2 separate regions of the Homo sapiens genome follow, and region 1 is linked to region 2. Evidence: chromatin contacts called from ENCODE Hi-C or POLR2A ChIA-PET data. All regions are on one chromosome and are shown on one strand. The core of a region is the stretch at or near the end of the contact, and the rest is flanking DNA. Distances in the headings are between cores, read along the strand shown.

Region 1 (4,424 bases), core at 969-3,468, 100 kb after region 2:
TCTAATAATGTTTTGCCTGATCTAAGTTTGCAAAGGTTTTCTTCTATGTCCTCTTATAGAAGTTTTATAATTTTAGCTTTTACATTTAGGTTTATGATCCATATTGACAATATTTTAATATAGTACAAGGTATGGATCAAAGTTCATTTTTTTGCATATGGATATCCAACTGTTTAGCATCATTTACTGAGAACAAAACTTGCCTTTATTGAATTGCCTTTGCAGCTTTGTTGAAAATCACTTGCTCATATTTGTGGGTCTATTTCTGGTATCTCTAATTTGTTCTATTGATCTGTCTATCTTGATGCAAATACCACACTGTCTTTTTTTAAAATATTATTTCTTTTATCATGATACTTCTCTTTCTTCTTTCTTTTTTTTTTTTTTTTTGACAGTGTCTCACTCCGTCACCCAGGCTGGAGTGCAGTAGTGAGATCTCAGCTCACTGCAACCTCCGCCTCCCAGGATCAAGTGATTCTCGTGCCTCAGCCTCCTGAGTAGCTGGAATTACAGGTGTGTGCCACCACGCCTGGCTACATTTTTTGTATTTTTAGTAGAGACGGGGTTTCACCATGTTGGCCAGGCTGATCTCAAACTCCTGACCTCAAGTGATCCACCCACCTCAGCCTCCCCAGGAGCTGAGAACTCTGGCAGGGAGACTCTGTGGTGTAGGAACCCCAGGTCTCCAGCCATGTCTGAAAAACAGTGTTAACCCACGGCTTCACCCCAGCTTTGAAACACCTGGGTGTTCTTCAGAAATACCTGCTATAGTTTGGACGTTTGTCCCCGAACCTCATGTTGAAATTTAATCCCCGATGTTGGAGGCGGGGCCTGGTGGGAGGTGTTCGGGTCATAGGGAAGGATCCAGAATGAATGGTTTAGTGCCCTCCTCATGGTGATGAGTGAGTTCTTGCTCTATTAGTTCCCACACGAGCTGGTTGTTTTAAAAAAATCCTGGCATCGCCCCTCTCTCTCGCCTCTTCTCTTACCATGAGACACCTCCCGCCATGAGTGCACGCTCCCTGAGGCCTCCCCAGAAGCAGGTGCCGGCACCGTGCTTCCCGTACACCCTGCAGAACCGTGAGCCAAACAAACCTCTTTTCTTTATAATGGCCCAGCCTCTATCCTTCTCCTCACCTAGGAAAAAGAAAAAGAAATTACCCAGCCTCAGATATTCCTTCATAGCAACACAAAACTAGGACAACACTGGTGCCCAGGCCCCAGCCCAGACCAAGCACATCAGAGCCTGGGCATGGGGGTGGAACCAGCTCCAGTGAGCTCCTGAAGTCCCCAGGGGATTCTGTGCACATCCAGGGTGGAGAACTTGGCCGTAGACAGTCCAGACAAAAATATTCTTTATACGATTAGCACAGAGTTGTTGTTTAAACTCAGTGGTAAGAACAGAACACAAGAGTTTTAACAGGAGTCATAGTTTTCACCATTAAGAATCTTTACCTACTATTGGAATCCAGGTACACACATTTACCCTGGGGTTTAATTTGCTGTGTAAAATTGACTTGGTTCTTTTACAAATTGCTGGCAAGTTGAGGTTGGGGCCACCACAAAACAAGTCTCTAGCAAGACAAAGAGCATAGTTGTGTGTTTGGGTCTCTCCACACCAGAATGGAGCTCCTTGTGGGCAGAGGCTGGCTTGCCCCTTGTCTTAGTCTGTTTCCTGCTGCTTATAACAGAAACTGGGTAATTTAAAAGAAACAAAATGTATTTCTTACAGTTCTGCGGGCTGGGAAGTCCAAGGTCAATGGGCCACATCTGGTGAGGTTTTCTTGCTGGTGGGAACCCCAGAGTCCCAAGGCAGTGCAGGGCGTCGCATGGTGAGGGGCTGAGCGTGCTGGCTCAGGTCTCTCTCTTCTTATAAAGCTACTAGCCCCACTCCTATGATAACCCATTAATCTATAAATAAATTAATCTATTCATGAGGGCAGAGCTCTTGTGACCCAATCACCTCTTAAAGGCCCCACCTCTCAATACTGCCACATTGGGGATTAAATTCCAACTTGAGTTTTGGAGGTGACAAATATTCAAACCACAGCATCCTTAAATCATCAGAGACTGGCCTGCCTGCCCCCATGTCCACTCGAAAATGAATGCCGCGCAAGCCCCCACCCCCACCCTACTGAATGGTCCCTTTTCCTCTGCAGCAGTTCTCGGAACTGGCCACTGGGGGTCAGGGTTGGTCCGCGTCGCACAGAACCTGGCTCAGCCAGGAGCCACAGGAAGGACCCTGTTCCTCTACCCCAGCCAAGGGAAAACGGCGGCCCCTCTGTGGTTCAGCAGAGCTAGTCCAGGAACAGTGGGGCTTCAAAGTGCTTCCCCTCCATGGCAGAGCCAGCGCTGGCCTGCTGGTCTCCCAATTCTTTGCCCAGGCTAAGAAGGGCGCACACACACACACACACACACACACACACACACACACTCTCTCTCTCTCTCTCTCTCTCTCTCTCTCTACCTCCGGGAAGTTCTCCCTGCCTGTGGCTTGCAGCTTGCTGCCGCTCACCAGCCTCCCGTCCTACTCACAGCTGACTTGAGGTCAGTGCTCCCTCCAAGCATCCACCTGAGCTGCCCAGGCCCAAGGCCGAAACCCCAGACCAGGTCCAGAGCAGCACGGGCAGGTGGGACCTCAGATGGGGCTGGCCCAACACGTGCAAGCCTCCAGCCTGAGGCAGGAAAATTACGATCCCCATTTGACAAGTGAGGAGACAGAGGCTCAGAGAGGTTGGGTAACTCACCCTGGGCCACACAGCAAGGAAAAAGCCAGTCCCAGACCTGTACTCCTGACCTCCACCTGGTCTGCTCCCCTCAGGAGACTATCTAGGCCACAGTGGCACCCTTGACTGGCCTGAGTTGGGAGCACAGGTCCACAGGGCTCTTTACCCGGTTCCACGGCAACAGTCCCCAGGCCACATACCTATGAGCACAGTTTGGACAGTGGAGCAGTCTCTGGCCCGACCACAGGCAGCACCCCAGGAACTCCACGTGCCTTCGGGGTGCACTCAAGTGGGTGGGGAAGAGGGGCCTAGAGCTCCACCTCAGCCTCCTTTGTCCTGAGTGAGCAGGGCCCCACTCACCTCCCCGAGCAGCCAGAGATGTGACGGAGCCTCTGTGGGCAGAAAACATCTCCCAGGTGATAAGCAGCAGGTATGAGGTCTCCCTGGTGAGAGTGTGAGCTCCCCACATTCAACACTGCCGGAGCCCTGAGAGGAAGCCACAGGCTCTGGGAAGCTCCGTGCGGAAGCTGAGTGCCCTGTTGCTCCACGGTTAGCAAGCACGCTCCAGGGAAACTCCATCAGAGCCTCCTGTTCCCATCTGCTAGATGGGATGACAGTAGTACTGCCCCTGGCCATTGTGGAGACAAAATGAAACACGGATGTATCTTTAGCTGTCAGCACCCGGCACATAGGAGGCATTCAGAACCAGAGACAGACCAGGAGGAGGCTCAGATCCCAGGAGTCGGCAAAGGTGGAGATGGAAGGAAGTGAGGTGGGATGGGGCCCAGCCATGCTGGAGGAACTGGGGCTGTCTTCTGGCTGAGCCCAGGCCTGCCCCCCTCCCGACATCAGGGTGCCCTCATGCCCCACACAGCTTTGCCCAGGCCCTCCCCACCACATCAGGGTGCCCTCATGCCCCGCACAGCTTTGCCCAGACACCCCCCCCCACATCAGGGTGCCCTCATGCCCCGCACAGCTTTGCCCAGACACCCCCCCAACATCAGGGTGCCCTCATGCTCCGCACAGCTTTGCCCAGACACCCCCCCCAACATCAGGGTGCCCTCATGCCCCGCACAGCTTTGCCCAGGCCCCCCCGCCACATCAGGGTGCCCTCATGCCCTGCACAGCTTTGCCCAGACACCCCCCACCATATCAGGGTGCCCTCATGACCCGCGCAGCTTTGCCCAGACACCCCCCCCCAACATCAGGGTGCCCTCATGCCCCGCGCAGCTTTGCCCAGACACCCCCCCCAACATCAGGGTGCCCTCATGCCCCGCACAGCTTCGCCCACGCCCCCCCCCGCCACATCAGGGTGCCCTCATGCCCCGCGCAGCTTTGCCCAGACACCCCCCCCAACATCAGGGTACCCTCATGCCCCGCACAGCTTTGCCCAGACACCCCCCCCACATCAGGGTGCCCTCATGCCCCGCACAGCTTTGCCCAGACCCCCCCACATCAGGGTGCCCTCATGCCCCGCACAGCTTTGCCCAGACACCCCCCCCACATCAGGGTGCCCTCATGCCCCGCACAGCTTTGCCCAGACCCCCCAACATCAGGGTGCCCTCATGCCCCGCACAGCTTTGCCCAGACACCCCCCCCAACATCAGGGTACCCTCATGCCCCGCACAGCTTTGCCCAGACACCCCCCCCCACATCAGGGTGCCCTCATGCCCCGCACAGCTTTGCCCAGACACCCCC
Region 2 (4,011 bases), core at 716-3,215:
GTGTGGTTGCAGCTCAACTCCCAACACAAGATGAGCTGAGTGGCCCGAGGCGGCCATGTCCTCACAGCCCTTGACCACATCAGACACATGGGAGGGAAGAGTGAACGCCCTTGGGATTCACTTAAAACACAGAACACACATCATCTGACTGTCGCTGCAGCCAGGTGCGGACAGGGAAGTCATGAAAGGAACCTCGTTTGTCCCAAGGCCACCGTCACCCATGGCTGCCACGAGGCTGATCAGGAGGGGCCAGTGCCCGATGCCGCCTCACACAGGAGGTGGCAGAGAGCAAGGAGGTTGGTACACCAGGACACGTGGCGGGGGGAGACCACCATCGTCCCAAGCTCATGCAGTGGTCGGAGGGAGGAAAGGAAGTGGCCTCCCATGGAAAGGCCCCTGGGGGAGAGTGGAGTTTCTGAAGGAGCCTGGAGGCCGTGGCTGCCTGCCCAAACCCTGCTGATGCTGATGAGCGGTTCACTTTCACACAGGGGAGGCTTTTGGTCGTTATTTCTAAAGAAGTTTGGCGTTAAGGTTCTTCACAGGCTCTTAGTCTTAAAAAAGCACTAACTCTCCCAGACGGCCATGTCTCCAGGCCCGAACTGTGCCAAGCTCCTTTCATCCGCCCAAGCATCCACTTCACAGGACAGAAAGGACATGGTGACATTTGGGGCCACTGAGTGCCTGCAGCCACATTTCTCCTCTTAAATTATTCAGGCCCAAATGGGAAAAACCATGGAGACTAATCACGGAAAAGAAAGCAGAATTGGAAAAGGAAAAAGGAATGCAAGAAAGATGGCAAGAGAAGAAGGAAAGAGGGAGAGAGGACAGTCCCAGAAGCTGCAGGACTGAGTGTTTCCTGGGTTTCTAGGACTAGACAAAGTGGGCGGCAGAATGAATGAATAAGTCAATGTGTGCAGCTGCTGTGGTGATCTCAGCCTCAGAAAATGCTTATGTTGAAGCTATTAACTTCCAGGAAGGAAACTTAGATGCTGCACCCCACTCTGTGGGAACTGAAGGGCCTCATGACACACTCCTCCTGGCTGCTGGGGCCAGACCAGCCTCCAGAGGGGAACAGAGACAAGGCTGCTGGTGGGGGCTCTGGGAGACCTAGAGCTTTCTGTCCAGGTCTGAGCCAGCCAAGGTCCCTAGAAGCCTTCAGCAAGTTCATTTCCTCATCTTAGAGGCACCAGTGCCCAGGATCCTGTCTGGCCCCAGAATGGAATAAGCCAGGGTGTGTTGACCTGGATTCAGGGCCCCCAACACAGAGGCCTATGGGAGGGAGGGACACCCCTGGAGAGAGGTGACCTGAGGAGACAAGAATGGGACCCCCTTCCTCCAAGGCCTCAGCTCGGCCCCGGTGCCCAGGAGGAGCTCCCCATGGCTCAGGGTCACACAGGCTGAGGAGTCACAGCACAACTGGAGGCATGAAAACCAAAGGCAGTAACAGTCCCTGACTCCAGCCCCAGGAGGACACTGACCCCTGGAAACCTCTGGGTGCTTGCGCCTGGTTGTGCAGGACTGTCCAGCAAGCTATAGCTGGTGCCTGCAGGGCCTGCCCTGCCCATGTGTTAGGTAGGGGCAGGGAGGTACAGAAGCAGAAACGGGTGAGCCCAGCAAAGAGAAGGCATGAGCATGGGGGGAGGGCATCAGGGCCAAGGCAGAAGCAGCTGGAGCGTGACAGGAGAGGGGAGGGGAAGGAGCTTTCTCTTCATTATCAGCGTTCAGTTCATTTAGCAAGAGCCGCACAGCCTGTGGCCTGCCGAGCCACGGCAGGGCTTACGTTCCCTGGTCGGTTCTGGGCTTTTCCCAAATCTCTAGGGCAGTAAGAAAGCAGGCCCAGACAGCCCTGTCGGGGATCTTCAGGAGAGGCTGGAGGGTGGGGGATGGGTCAAGAGCAGCGCAGGAGCCTGCAGCGACCCCTAGCCCCCAGCGGAGAGGCAAACAGCAGAGCTCAGAGCAGGTGCACACAGGCAGAGCAGCCCCAGCCAAGCAGAATCGGCCCCTCCACGGCCCTGCCCCTCTGCCCATCTCAGGAGAGCTGGGGCCAGCTGAGGCTTGGCACCTTGGAGAAGGCTGATTTTGGCAGGAGCCTCATGGAAGGAGAGCAAAGCGAGGGTGCCGCCCAAGAGACAGGAGGTCAGGGAGCGCAAACATACTTGAGGTCAGCAGAGTGGGCAGCCATGAGGTTTCTGAGGCTCTTGTCAGCAAGAGGGCAACCAGAGAGGCTGAAAGAGAAGAGATGGGATATTGGGGTAAGCCAAAGAGGGAGAGCAGAGGAGGAGGAGAGGAGGAAGACCCACCACGAAGCACCCAGGCCAGACGGACCCGAGCAGGAGACAAACCTGCGGTGGGAGGCGTAGTTCCCGGTGATGTGGCCGCTGCCGTCACAGCCAGGGGTGGGACAGCTGGACAAAGGAAAAAGAGTGTCAGACCGGAGAGTGGTGTGTACCTGCCCCCCAGGCTGAGCCTGCTCTGCGAGGGAGACTGGTGCCCACTCCTGGCTCACCCGCGAGCCAAGCGGTGGCCCCTCCTCCACTCAGTCCTTGGAGGACAGCCGGTGCCTCTCAGGCTGGAAGTTTCTCCCACACAACTTAACTCAAGAAGAAAAAGTAACCAAATTAAAGTTGAGCTTAAAGTTAGGATGCCTCTGACGCACATGTGCTGTGTGTGCACGTGTATGTGCCCACGAATATTTAGGCAGAGGAGCTCCTTCCCTTCTCCAGGCCCTGAAGCAAGGCCTTCCCTGGATCCAGCCACTCCCAGGAGGGCAAGCTACAAGTGTGAGGGTACAAGAGGGGTTCAGGTTGGGGAGAAGAGGGACCCCAGAAATGTACTCTGAGCACATGTGAGAGCTGGATCACCTGTGGAGCAGGTGCCAGGCACAGCCTCTCACAGTCCCCTAGGACAGGTGGCTGGCAATGAAGGCTGACCAGAAGGTCATTGACATCTGATTCATATCCATCAGCAACTCTGTCTGTTCCAACCCCATGCGGACCAGCTCAGACACGCAGCCTCTGGGCCAGCCAGGCTGACAGAGTTGAGGGTGGTGAGCCCTAAGGCAGTACATTCCAGGCCTTGGCCATGGAGCCCAGGGCAGAACGTGCCCAGCTGCGGCCTCAGGGAGAGGGCCAGGCCTCTGGGTGCCCCGAGGGCTTCCTGCAGAGCTCTCTGAGGAGCTCTCCTCCACTCTGCCCCTGCCCTGCTCTGTCCTGCTTGGTGAGCTTGGCCAGGGGATTTCTTTGTTCTTAATCACTTTTAGAAGATTGCAGTAAAGCCCAGCACAACACAAAGGTGTTGGGAAACCTCTGAATACCCTGGCTCCTGTCACAGGCTGCCTGGCTCGAGGTGGTCAGGACAGGTCGGGGAAAGCCTGAGCAGACCCGGTCGTCATGGGTTGGGACCAGGGCCTGTTCCTCCCCAGGCCACAGAGGGTCCCCTAGGAGCTGTGCCAGCCAAACAGGGACTTACGTGAGCAGCTCCTTCTTTATGTCCTTGGAGAGAAACTTCAGCTTAAAGTTGGTCAGGGTGACTTCCCCCGGATACTTCCGCTCCTCAAAATTCTCTTCCGACACTTCCTGGTCATCTGCTTCAGAAGAAGCAAAAGAATGGGCTGCTGGCTCTGACTGCAAAAAACCAGCAGGAAGATGTTTTAACCGGCTGGCGGGGAGGCCTGGGCGCCCAACCCAGTGGGCGAGGGAGAGGGACCCTTCAGGACAGTGTCCACAGAAGCATCTCCCGGAGTCTCCTATCTTCTGGATAAGGGAGGAAGACTTAACTCCCCCCAGCAAAACACAGAAGACAACACCCCTGAGGGGCTGGATCCCTCCCCTGCTTCAGCCAGAGGTCCTGCGTTGCCCTAGAAATGAGGCCTGGTGCTGCCCAGTGTGGCAGGCTCCTGACACCCTCCCTGGCCTCCCTCCGCCACATCACTCCGCAGCGTAAACATCAGGATACAGTTCCCTTCAGAGCCAGGGATGGCACTCAATAGACAGTAGGCACTAAATAAGTGTT

Evidence for each region. Hi-C counts contacts between places; a loop is a spot of excess contacts on that map. ChIA-PET counts read pairs that join two places held with the same protein, here RNA polymerase II (POLR2A).
Region 1: a map of Caco-2 shows a loop between it and region 2 (2.2-fold over the local background). The contact joins two enhancer-like sites. A Hi-C loop is called at or near these places in 1 of 168 maps with a recorded cell type or tissue (Caco-2). POLR2A ChIA-PET finds 5 or more read pairs at or near these places in 2 of 52 experiments (HepG2 and activated T-cell).

The regions. Positions count from the first base shown.
Region 1 is chr20:64,118,370-64,122,793 of GRCh38, reverse strand. No RefSeq gene overlaps it. Among named protein-coding and RNA genes, the nearest start is that of NPBWR2, 13 kb to the right of the region's middle. RefSeq lists enhancers at 2,084-2,378, 2,047-2,546. Within about 2 kb of position 2,218, at least 2 of the 41 ENCODE cell types and tissues checked have a DNase peak (open chromatin) inside an H3K27ac peak, as active enhancers do.
Region 2 is chr20:64,221,505-64,225,515 of GRCh38, reverse strand. It overlaps MYT1 (myelin transcription factor 1), which reads right to left. Exons shown (of 23, transcript NM_004535.3): 14 at 3,469-3,623; 15 at 2,343-2,405; 16 at 2,157-2,225. Among named protein-coding and RNA genes, the nearest start is that of PCMTD2, 32 kb to the left of the region's middle. RefSeq lists an enhancer at 1,123-1,978. Within about 2 kb of position 1,965, at least 7 of the 41 ENCODE cell types and tissues checked have a DNase peak (open chromatin) inside an H3K27ac peak, as active enhancers do.